Linked DNA regions of Mus musculus: all the other regions are linked to region 1. The links are chromatin loops, found by intact Hi-C in ENCODE. Cell type or tissue: heart. All regions are shown on one strand.

The links. A loop is a pair of places that touch in the nucleus more often than their neighbours do. Peaks named below come from ENCODE experiments on the same cell type or tissue, not always from the same donor. Only the 100,000 strongest peaks of a DNase experiment are listed, where the experiment ranks them.
Region 2: it touches region 1 in a loop (5-fold over the local background); 2 of 42 quality-filtered maps call a loop at or near these places.
Region 3: it touches region 1 in a loop (3-fold over the local background); 3 of 42 quality-filtered maps call a loop at or near these places.

What each region holds. Positions count from the first base shown.
Region 1 is chr8:84,707,818-84,711,817 of GRCm38, forward strand. Nfix (nuclear factor I/X) reads right to left here. Exons shown (of 11, transcript NM_001371053.1): 11 at 1-860. The coding sequence ends at 846. Among named protein-coding and RNA genes, the nearest start is that of Lyl1, 8.4 kb to the left of the region's middle. In heart, a CTCF peak has its summit at 1,528 (motif pointing right); DNase peaks (open chromatin) are centred at 404, 1,154 and 1,534; H3K4me3 peaks cover 957 bases; H3K27ac peaks cover 2,077 bases; H3K27me3 peaks cover 2,067 bases.
Region 2 is chr8:84,202,561-84,206,560 of GRCm38, forward strand. No RefSeq gene overlaps it. Among named protein-coding and RNA genes, the nearest start is that of Mir23a, 4.0 kb to the right of the region's middle. In heart, a CTCF peak has its summit at 2,061 (motif pointing right); DNase peaks (open chromatin) are centred at 41, 1,101 and 1,551; H3K4me3 peaks cover 2,162 bases; H3K27ac peaks cover 2,027 bases.
Region 3 is chr8:84,593,057-84,597,056 of GRCm38, forward strand. It overlaps Cacna1a (calcium channel, voltage-dependent, P/Q type, alpha 1A subunit), which reads left to right. Exons shown (of 47, transcript NM_007578.3): 31 at 1,081-1,164. Among named protein-coding and RNA genes, the nearest start is that of Gm32854, 6.3 kb to the left of the region's middle. In heart, CTCF peaks have their summits at 1,551 (motif pointing left) and 2,780 (motif pointing left); a DNase peak (open chromatin) is centred at 2,795; H3K27ac peaks cover 495 bases; H3K27me3 peaks cover 442 bases.

The sequences.
Region 1 (4,000 bases):
GACCTGGGGCCGACTCCCTTCACTAGGGGCGTGGCAGAGGGCAGCAGCCCTTGCGTCCTGCGGGCGTGGAAGAAGGTGCCTATGCTGGGCTGGGCGTCCAGTCCAGAGCATTCTGACTTTCCTGTGTGCTGTACAGAGGGTGTCCAGCCCGAGAACTGCCCGGGCGGTTCAAAATGGGGTGGCAGAACACCCTCTATTCTGGACTCAGGCTGAATTCAGTTAGCTCTAAGAAGCATCCCTTACCTACCCGGGAACGCCCTAGCCTGGTCCAGAGCAGCTGGGGCCAGAAGCCTGAGCAGAGGCTCCCAGGAAGGGCAAGAGAGGTTGGGGAGTGGGGGGTGGGGTGAGGGAAAGAGACGAAGTCCGGAGGGGAGCTCGAATGTCTACTATTGTTACGAGCTGTTCCTCTGGGCTCCTTGGGAAGCTTAAGTCCAGCGGAGGGTGGGGTCCCCAGGAACTGCCAGGGTGGCCGGCCAGTGAGCTGGCTGCTCCTTCCTGGGAAGGCCAGGCTGAGTAGGAGGAAGGCAGTCTTGTTGCATCCTTTCTTTCTGTTTGTCCTCTGCTTAGCAGAGTCCGCTTAGCATGCTTCTTTCTGCTTGGCTGCTGGTGTACAGCTCCGCTGAGACCCCTTTCCGAGGACTCCCAGAACTGGGCGGCTTTGGAACGCGGGGGTACCAGGGCTGGAGGAGGGAAGGGCTGAGTGGCTGACGACGTCTAAGTTTTGCTTTTCGGTGGGGCTGGGCTGGGGGATATTTCCATGTCTCAAAATTTCTTCTCCCCCATTTTGAGGAACCTCTTTTTTTTTTTTCCTTTTTTAAATTTAGTTGTTTCTTTGTTGATCTTAATCAGAGGAACCAGGACTGTAATGGGATCAGGAAAAAAAAAAAGCGACCGTGAGAACAGCTGGGGCAGGTCCCAACTCCCATTTCATCCCGCCCCCCCACCCCATGATCTCCAACCTCTACAGTGAGCTCCCGGGAGAGGGGCCAGGGTGCTGAGCATCAGACCCCAATGGAGGAAGCCAAATCATTCTCTCCACCCTCTGAGGGAATCCCCCCCAGACCCCAGTGCAAGAGTCCAGCTGGCCTTCCCGTGGGCACGGTGCCCAGCGGGTGGGACCCCCATGGCTGGCACTGGCACAGACCTGGGATCTGGCCATGTTTGCAATTGTTTAGGTTTTTGTGTGGAACCTGGAAGGTGGGGAGGATGCCAGGCTGGGGCTTTTGTACCCACAGGGGTTGGGGGAGTAGGGTGGGGGTGGCCCAGCTTGAGTTCTTGCTGAGTTTTCTTTCTGTCCCTTTGGATTAAAAGCAGAAATTCACGTCTGTACATCCCAGCCAACGTCCTGTCCCTCAGGCTGAAAGACTTGGGGGCAGGGAACCACATGGCTTCAGCTCTACTAGGGCCAGGACTGGGGGAGGGGGCCAGAGCCCACCCACCCTGACCGGTCGTGGGCCTTTTGGGCACCAGACTGGGGAAGGAGCTTTCTGAAGCACACTACGGTGGATATTGCTTCCCCCAGGGAAGCCAGCAGGGGGCGCTGCCTTCCCGTATATAGGGCCCTGCTGGCAGTGAACACACAGTATACACAGGGTGAACCCCTGGGGCTGGCTGCTTGGCAACGCCCTCCATCAAAGGCTTGAGTCTGGTTTCCAGTCCAAGAGTGAGTGGAGGACTCTTCTCCAGACCTCTTCTTTGCTTGGGTACCTGGCAGTATCATCACAACAAAATGAGGGTCCGTGATATCGCAACTAGGGATATCATCTTGGAGCTCTATCTCCTAGACTTGGGTCTACAGTACCAGACAGACAGATGCGCGCGCGCGCGCGCGCACACACACACACACACACACACACACACACACACACACACACACACACACCAGATATACACTCTACACACCAGATGTTTCCTCATTCCACCCTTGTCTCAAGCCCACACTGATGCTAGGCACACACAGAATGTATGACCTTGAGCTGCTTATAGTCACAGTCCTCAGGCAACAGAACTCAGATGCAGGGAGTGGGTAAGAGCCTGTGGTCCTATTTGCTGCGTGTGCACCAACCATGAGCAGGCTGGAAGCAAATGTCTGTGCTCTGCCTAGGTAGAGTCCAGCCTGTTAAATTGGGGTGAAGGTGCCAGGCTCCCGGAGTGGCCAACTTTTCAAAAGAAGCCAGAGATTCAGGCAGAATTTCATGTGAAAATTTCCAATGTTTAAAATATTGCCAGAGCCAGCCATGGTAGTACATGACTTTAATCCCAGTAGGTGGATCTCTCAATAGCTGGAGGCCAGCCTGGTCTACATAGTGAGTTCCAGGACAACCAGGGTTACATTGAGACACCCTGTCTCAAAAATAAACACACTATTAGAAGCCAAAACTGGTGGCTTATTTTTGTAATCTCAGCACTTAGAGGCAAGAAGATTGTGTGTAATTTGAGTACAGGGCTTCACAGTGAGTCCTAGGCCAGCCTGGGCTACAGAGTCAGGCACTGCCTTGAAATTCAGAGAAACAAAAAATACTATTGGATCTAGGTGTGATGGAACTTGCTAGTAATTCCAACACACAGGAGGCTACACAAAGGGACCAAGTTTGAGGTCAGCCTATTATATCCTGGCTCAAAAACAAAATAAAAATAAAAACCCCACCACTATTGGGGCTAGGAGTATGGCCTTGTCTAGCATATCTGAGGCCCTGGGTTCCAACTCTTATTTAAAAAAGCAAAAAAATGCCGGGCAGTGGTGGCGTACGCCTTTAATCCCAGCACTTGGGAGGCAGAGGCAGGTGGATTTCATAGTTCAAGGCCAGCCTGGTCTACAAAGTGAGTTCCAGGACAGCCAGGGCTATACAGAGAAACCCTGTCTCAAGAAAAAAAAAAACAACAACAACAACAACAACAACAAAAAAACAAAACCAACCAAACAAACAAAAGAACCAAACCAAAAACCAAATCAAAAAGGTAAAACATTACTATTCCAATATTGATCAGCTCACACTGGACTCTGTCCCTCAGGCTCTGGTTTGAGACTGTATTAAGTGCCCGTGTGAAACGGGGTCATTAAACACAGGAATTAGCGATGGATTTGGAGAGGTGGTATCTTGTTCCTTTAGTCCCAGCATGTAAGGACCTGAACTCAATTCCTAAGCCTAAAGGTGGAAAGAGAGAAGTGACTGAAAAGACGTGTCTTCTGATTTCCACACGCATCCAGTGGTGCACACGCCCACATGCAGGCATTACACACACTCGTGAACAAACATACACAAATAAAGCAAAATAAAGTTCCATCTTCAAAGAGCCTCTAGAATCTTCTGTGGCAGTGATATTTGAGATGTGCTGCCTGAGGCAGTCACTAATAGTGCCATGGTTTATGAGCATGGACGCTTGAACTGTGACTTGTGGAGTCAGGTGTGGAGATGAGCCTCGTCCCTCAGGAATGTTAGGTGAGCGTTCTACTACCGAGCTCTCCATGTCTCTCCAGCCATAGCTTTTCTCTAATTTCAATGCACACTGCTACATATGGCCAGTGGTGAGAATACAGAGGTGCAATGGATGGACACCCAGAAATGTGGGTACAGGTTGCAACAGCAAAGGGTGCTGCCTATCAGTGATGCCTGCTGGGTACCTGCAGGATGTGCAAAGGTGGCCTGCCTCCCTCTGCCGGTTCTCAGGCAGCTTGCCCAGAGTCCCACTTGTCCACTCACTAAAAGCCAGGTAAGGACCTTGAAAGCTGAAGTGGAAACTCAGGACTGAGCTTCCACACAGAACAAGGAGGCCAGTCGGCAGAGCTCTGGGCTTCTAGCTCTGGGCTTTGCCTGGACCTAAGGGCTGGCTAGCGTGGACTCCTATGTCATTGCTCCAGGTCATGGGAGCCACCCTTCCTCTGCTTCCCTAACAGACACAGGCTAGTGGAGGACACCCGGGACACGGAGGATGGGGAGGGGGGAATACCAAGGTCTGAGCTGGCTCCTGTACTATACAGCTTTATAGTCTCAAGAGCAGG
Region 2 (4,000 bases), 510 kb before region 1:
TCAGTGGACATGGAGGTGTGTCTTCCTAGCTGGCCATGGGGAAGGATTGAGGGTGGTGGCGTGGGCGTGAGAATTCTTGGGTAGGGAAGGACAGCATCATGCCGGGCATGGCTGAGTCACACTCGAGCGGCGCCTTGCCTCAGGCTGCTGGAGCTAGAACTGGCGCCACCCTGGGTGTGGCTACTGAGCTGTGGCCCTGGGCAGAGCAGGGCTGGGTGGCAGGATGGGCACATGGGCCTTGAGGGACTCGGGGGAGCAAATCTGGGATGCCCGGTGATACCTCCCTTTTGTCTCCTGTGTACATTTGGGGCTCTGGAACCCTAAGCTTTGGGCCTGGGAATAATAATAATTATCGATCTATTAATAAAAGTTTTTGAGGCATGATCTAATGTAATGTAGTCCATGCTGGCCTGGAACTGGATAAGTAGTCCAGGATGTCCTTGAACTGGTCCTTAGGCCTCCACCTCCTGAATGCTAGGCTTACTTGTGTGCACCATGATGAAGGGTTTCTGCTTTAAGATGGGACCTGCTGACTCCATGCTTCCAGCAAAATAGCCAAGCACTCTCTACCCACAGTCAACTTTGGGGGTCGAGACACAGTCTCATTTCATAGCCTACCGCGGTCTTGAACACATGGCAGTCCTCCTGGCTCAGCCTCCTGAATGGTAGACTGACAGAGACGCCTCACAATGCCTGGCTGGTTCCTGGAAGTTTTGCGGAGTTAAGGGAGTGAGCCAAGCCTTCCAGAAGACAGTGGGTGATGGAGGTCAGCGCTCCTATCTCCAGTCCCAGGCCAGGCCAGGACCTGGGATGAACTTCACCCTGGGAGCACTGATTGGCTTGAGGGGAACCCAGCACCGCAAACAGAATGTTAAGGAATAGAGTGGGGGATCTGGTTGTTGGACTGTGTGGCTGGCGGGCAGCGAGGGTGGGACGTGGCTGTCGTCTTTGCCTATTTATACCAAGTGATTCAGCCCTCCCTCACCCCTTCCTGCGCCCCCTCCACTCGCGGCTAGGCACTAGGCCCACCCACTTGCCTATGCCCTGCCCCCCAACCCGGGCGGGTTGTCTGGTTCCTGCGTGGGGACGGACGTGGAGGGCAGGCATCTGTGCCGCAGGTCGGGTTGGCCCCAACCCAGCCGCCCAGCTCCTGGGAAGAGTGGGCCATTAGCGAGCGCTGGTGGCTGGGGCGGGGGCGGAGCTGGGCGGAGACTGCAGCCCTTGGTATTTTCCGATCCTCGCTGCTTCGCGAGAGTGGAAAGTATTTGAGGATCAGGGTTGGGGACGACCGGAGGGCCTCTGCCCTGGTTCTTTCTTGGGGTTCACTGTGGGTCCTCCAGGGATGCCGAGGGCTTGAAGGCTGTGTGTGCTAATTTAACTGACTGGGATACCACAGCCCAAGGCCCCCCGCCCTGTTTCTCAAGCCCTCCAGCTCCAGGACTTCTGTCCCTTTGAGTCTCCCTGTGAGACTAAGAGTCAGTACAGGGTGTCCCAGCTCCTGGACACCTGCGTGGTAATGCCCCCTCCACGCCAGACACAGACCTCTGGTGTGTGTGAGGATGGGAGTGGCCTTGGCTGCAGCCTTGGGCTCTTTGTAGGGGAAACCCCACAGGAAACCAGCCTGGCCAAATGGCCGCCCTTCCCGTTCTGGTCCCTGGGACGAATATGCTGTCTCACTTCCGGAGGTGATTGGGGAGGCTGGTCAGCCTGTGGACCTGGGCTGCCCCCAGAACCCAAAGAGACAGAGGTGGATTGGGGCTGGAGACTGTGTGTGTGTGTGTGTGTGTGTGTGTGTAAGCACGCGTACTGGGGAAGACACATCAGAATATCTCAATCCTTATTCCTCATTCCTCAGACATCGGTGATGCCAGATCTAGACGTTAAATCCACTGTCCTGCCTGTCACTGCCTGATATGACTGAATGCTTCTGTCCTTGATGTCACCCAGGAACTCTTCCAATTATTGGGAAGTAGAGATTTTCTTTTTTTTTAAGACTTATTTTTTTACTTTTGTGTATGTGTTGGGTATGTGCATGTATGTGTAGGTGCCTAAAGGGTCCAGAAGAGGGCGCCACATGTGAGCCGGGAAACCAAATTCAGGTTCTCAGAAAGCAATATGCAGTCTAAACTATTGAGTCATCTTTCCAGCCCTGAACTTGTTTTCTTTTTTTTTTTTTAAGATTTATTATTATATGTAAGTACGCTGTAGCTGTCTTTAGACACTCCAGAAGAGGGTGTTAGATCTCATTACGGATGGTTGTGAGCTACCATGTGGTGGCTAGGATTTGAACTCAGGACCTTCGGAAGGGCAGTCAGTGCTCTTACCCGCTGAGCCATCTCTCTAGCCCTAAACTTATCTTTTTTAGAGTCTCATGTATCCCAGGTTGCCCTCCAGCTTGCTCTGTAGACACATTTCTTGTTTTTATTTTTATTTTGTTTTTCCTAGACAGGCTTTCTCTGTGTAGTCCTGGCTGTCCTGGAACTTCCTCTGTAGACCAGGCTGGCCTTAAACTTCCTGAGACATACCTGCTAATGCCTGCGGAGTGCTGGGAACATGTGTATAAACCACCACACTTCCTTGATATGGTACTGGGGGTGAAGCCAAGCCCAGTCAGTGTGCTAGGCCAGCAGCTGCCATTGAGCCTTACCCCTTGTTGCTTTTTTTTTTTTTAATTAAAAATTATTTCACCGGGTGTGGTGGCGCACACCTTTAATCCTAGCACTTGGGAGGCAGAAACAGGTGGATTTCTGAGTTCGAGGGCAGCCTGGTCTACAAAGTGAGTGCCAAGGACAGCCAGGGCTATAGCCATGGCTACACAAAGAAACCCTGTCTCAAAAAAACAAAACCAAACCAAAACAACAATTATTTCCGTGTGCAGATGTTTTGTCTGCATGTATGTCTGCAGAGTTCAGAAAAAAGTGTCAGGATCCCTAGAACTAAAGTTGGAGATAGTTGTTAGCCACTATGTAGGTGCTGGATATTGAACCTGGAACCCCCGGAAGAGCAGCAAGTGCTGAGCCATCTCTAGCCCTTTCTTTTTGAGACACACCATGTCTTGGTAGCCCAGGCTGGCTTCTAAATTGAGATCTTTTTACCCCTGTCCTAGATATAGGGATTACACGTCTGCAGTCTGCTGTCATGTCACATCATCTCGAGCTCTGAAATGATTCATTTTTGCTTTCTTGCAGACAGAGACTTTGCCACAGAGCACGTGTGTTCTTTGCCCATAGTCAGCCAGCAAAGAAGCTGCATAGCTCACATGCAGGCTGACGAGCTCCAGAACTGAGTGTCCCGTAGCCAAAACCCTTTCCTTCCCTTTCCTCCCCCTCCCCCTTTAAAAAGGGCCTCATATGTAGACCAGGCTGGCCTCAAACTCATATATATCTTCCTGCTTCTGTCTCTTCCTAGCTGGGATCACAGGTATGCACCACTGTAGGGCTTATATAAGACCTGGCCCTGGTGCATGGCATGAAAATTCTACTCTCCTCCCTTTTGTGTGTGTGTGTGTGTGTGTGTGTGTGTGTGTGTGTGTACAGAGTGCAATGTCAAGTGTAGTTTCTCAGGATTGTGTGTGTCTGATGTCCTAAAAGGTGGGAGACATAGAATCTCCTGTAACTGGAGTTACAGATGGTTGTGAGCCACTGTGTAGGTGCAGGGAACTCAACCCAGGTCCTCTGAAAGAGCAACAAATGCTCTTAACCACTGAGCCATCTCTCTAGCTCCAACCTTGTTTTCTCAGAGAAGGTGTCTTACTGGGACATGGAGCTGGTGAGGCGGGCTGGTGGTGAGCCCTAGAGCATCTTGTGGCTTCCCTTCCCCAGCTCTGGAATTACAAGTGTGAATTGCCATACCTGGGGACAACACAAGCCCTTTTGCTTACATGGTGACCACTTTATTGATTGACCTATCACTGAAGACCCTGATGTTTTTTTTTTTTTTTTTAAGATTTATTTATTTATTATATGTAAGTACACTGTAGCTGTCTTCAGACACTCCAGAA
Region 3 (4,000 bases), 110 kb before region 1:
AGTGAGGGCCAGGTGAGTGGGAGACCCTGTCTCAAAAAAACAAGATGGTTGTCTCATGAGGAATGACTCCTGAAGTTGACCTCTAGCCTTCAACCCCATGTGGACATGTATATGCAACAGAGACAGACAGACAGACAGACAGACAGACAGACAGACAGACAGACAGAGAAGCAGAGACAGACAGAGTGGGAGAGAGCCTGTGTGTGTGTGTGTGTGTGTGTGTGTGTGTGTGTGTGTGTGTAAGTGTGGGTGTGTGGTGTATGGTGGGTGTGTGGTGTGGGTGTGGTGTGGGTGTGGTGTGGGTGTGGGTGTGTGTTTAGAGGGCCTCCCGTTGGCCAGCAGCAGTAGCTTTGCTCACAGCCCCTTCAGCAGCCTTGAAGCCCCTGGTGCAATGTCCTCTCTTGCCCTTCTCACCAATACCAGGAAATAGAGGCACAGAGAGGTTAAGTCCTTTACCCACAGCCACACAGCTCTGATAGTAGACATGAGATCTGAACTCAGAGGCTGCCCACTTAGACAGTGGCATTAAACATAGGGGGGTCTTGCAAGCAGACTCTGGGCTCCCCTGAGCCTGGTTTCAAATACTGACTCTACCTGCACCTTTGCTGCGGTTTGCTGCTGTCCACAGCAGGAGAGCCTGTTCACATTACAATGTCTTGAGCTGGAGAGATGGCTCAGCAGCTAAGAGAGCACTGGCTGTTCTTCCAGAGGATCCACACGGTGGCTCACAGCCGTTTGTAACTCCAGCTCCAGGGCATCTGACACCCTCACACAGACATGCAGACAAACCATTGCAAACCAACATTACAGTGTCCCTCAGTCATCACCCCCAGCCTCTTCTGTGAGGAATTTAGTGATATCCTGGGGGCTTGGGGAACTTTGAGGAATGCTCAAAAGATGGGCCCAGCAGAGCAGGGGCAGGTCCCTGAATCTCCTCTGGGGCAAGCCATCAAAGATGAAGGTTTGAGAGGAAACCTGACCCACACAGTTACCATGTCCTAATACGCCCCTTTCTGGCCTTGCGAGATGAGGGCATAGAGCCCTCTGTTGGCATCTTTGTCTTGTGGGTCCCTATTCTAGAATTATTTCCGCGATGCCTGGAACATCTTCGACTTTGTGACTGTTCTGGGCAGCATCACAGACATCCTCGTCACCGAGTTTGGGGTAAGTCTCCTGCCAGCTTCTCTCTGGGTGACTCGGGGCTGCACTAGTGGGAGGCAACAGTTGCTGGCAGGCACAGTGGCCAGCTGGTAGCATAGAGGGAGAACATCAGAGGCACAGCCTGAGACAGGAGTGAGGGTGAAGTTTTTCTGGGTGGTAATTTGGGGGTACGAAAACAGTTTTTAAGGTTTCAGTGAAGAGGGGAGAGAGGTATGTCCAAAGCTGGGACATAGGGCCAAGGCAGAGCAGTGTGCCTCTCTGCCTGGTGGCTGGTGAATTGTGAATAGTGTTACCAGTTCACTACATTGAGAGCTCATGCCTTTAAAGACAAATAGAACTGAATTCCTGATCCAACCGGACCACGAATTGTGGTCCACTGCCCCCTGCTGGCCATGGTGGGGATAGCACTTTCAAGACCTTAGGCTAGTCTCTGGAATAAGCAGCCCTCCACCAGCCCCAGGCAATGCAAATAAGGAAAGTGGGGAGAGAGGAGTACCTGAGCTTTCAGACTACATTGTAATTATCCCTTTTTAGGTAAATCTAAGAGTCCCCAGAGTCCCCTCCCAAACCTTGTCCTTGGCCATGAGCCAGTGACCCCTGACTTGGGAACCCTCAGGAGACTAAGGAGACCATAGGAGATCCTCCCAGGGGACCAGAAACAAAAAGCTACTCATCGATGCCCAGCGTCAGTGATGGTGTGGATTGTCCCCACACACCCCCCAATGACAATGGAAATAATAATAACTGGACTGGGGGTGTGGCCTAGCGGCAGAGTCCTGGCTTGGCTTGTGTGAGGCCCTGGGTTGGTCTCCTACCCCCAAAACAAAATAAAACAAAGACAAAAAAACAAAACATCAACAAAACACCCACAGAGAATGTGTGCCAAGCACCTCAGATGAGCTGTCTCCCACTGAGAAACTTGATCAGAGCACAGGAGAATTGTCTCAAAGGGTTAGACTGGATTGTCCAAGAGGGTGAGGGCTCAAGGGCTCTGGGAGGAAAGAGCTGGACAAAGGTCGGAGTAGCAGCCAGCAGAGAGCTCTGGAGAGAGGTCCTGTCTACCCGTCCTCTCCCACCAGAGCCCCTGGCTGACCCAAGAGAAATGGGGGGAGAAAATTCGCCCTGCATGGGACTCACTCCACATAGCAGGAAACTGACACCCAACACCAGGAGGCAAGCACTCACATAAGGCTCTGGAAACCCCAGAACAGATGTGACCATTTTCCCATTCCTCCTGCAAGGCTGGCACTTCTGGGACCTTCAGATGGGAGGGTCAGGACAGCTTAAGACAATGTCCGTTTAGGTTCAGTTTGAGAGGAGCTGCCTGCTTCCCAGTAGAGCAAGTGAAGTTGGTTAAAACTCCCAGTTGCGCGAGGACAGTGGTGGCACATGCCTTTAATCCCGGCACTTGGGAGGCAGAGGCAGGTGGATTTCTGAATTCGAGGCCAGCCTGGTCTACAGAGTTAGTTCCAGGACAGTCAGGGCTACACAGAGAAACCCTGTCTCGAAAAACAAAAACAAAAACAAAACAAAACAAAAAAACCCTCCCAGTTGCCAGTAAGACATCCTTAGGTCTAGATCCCACTGCTTATAGCCTGTAAGATAGCGGCACCTAGAGGCCAATTCGGAGACATCAGGACCATTACCGAAGCCAAACAGCCCTCCCAGTCACCCAGTTGCTCTGGTCATATCACCCCTTTGCAGCAGGGATGATGCCTGCCACCAACTTCCTCAATTCCATTACCTGACTCACACTCATCCAGACTTTGATCAGGCACACGTGGGTGTAGAGACAGAACGAAAAGAGCCAGACGAAGCAGCAAGCACGGAGAGTACCTGACCCAGAGGGCTCTCAGCTTTAGACAGGACTGTAGAGAATAACAGGTAGGAGCCATTAAGATGACTCTGTGGGCTAAGATGCCTGCTCCCGAGCCTGGCTACCTGTCTTAAGCTACCTTTCTATTATTGTGAAGAGACACCATGACCAAGACAACTTAACAAAAGAAAGCATTTAACTGAGGGCTCATGGTTCCAGAAGGGAATAGAGTCTGTGACCATCATGTCAGGGAACAGGGGAAGGGAGGGGCCAGGGAGGGAGGGAGCGAGCAGGAGCTACCTGGAAATGACATGAAATTTTGGAACCTCAAATCTCTCCCAGGGACGCACCCCCAGTGAGGCCGCTCCTCCTAATCCTTCCCAAGCAGTTCCACCAATTGGAGACAAAGTAGTCAAATATATAGCCTATGGGGGGCCATGCTCACTCAAATGACCTGAGTTCAATCCCTGGGACCTACACAGGCACACTAAATAAATAAATAAAATGTAATCTTAAAAAATTAAAGGAAATGAGCTGGGAGGGCAATTCAGTGGCAGAGCCCTGCCTACAACCCTACAGTGAGGGCTTAGGGACATGGGTGTGTGGTGGAGCACACACCTTAAACCCTCCCCTCCCCACTGTGAGGACCTGTGGGTGTGGCTCAGTGGTAGAGCTCTGGTTTTGCTTGTGGGAGACTCTGCACCTAGCCATAGTAGTACGCACACAAAAACCCCCTCCTGAAGTGCTTGGCACAGAACCTACCACAAAATCACCAATGACTTACCTCCCAGTGGTTATTGTTATTCCTATTGTTATTGTCCCATGAGTGTACCTTGATGTCAAACTGCCCTAAGACACTGCCACTTTGAGGGAAGGATTGGGGAGGGGGTACCTATGACCTGTCCTCACCCTGCACCAGGTGCTGGTAGCTCCTGTCTGGGACCCAGGTAAGGCCCCCATCCTTGAGGCTAGAGCCAAGCTGAGTTGGGAGAGCAGGAGGGCAGTTAGCTCCCTGGGACTTGA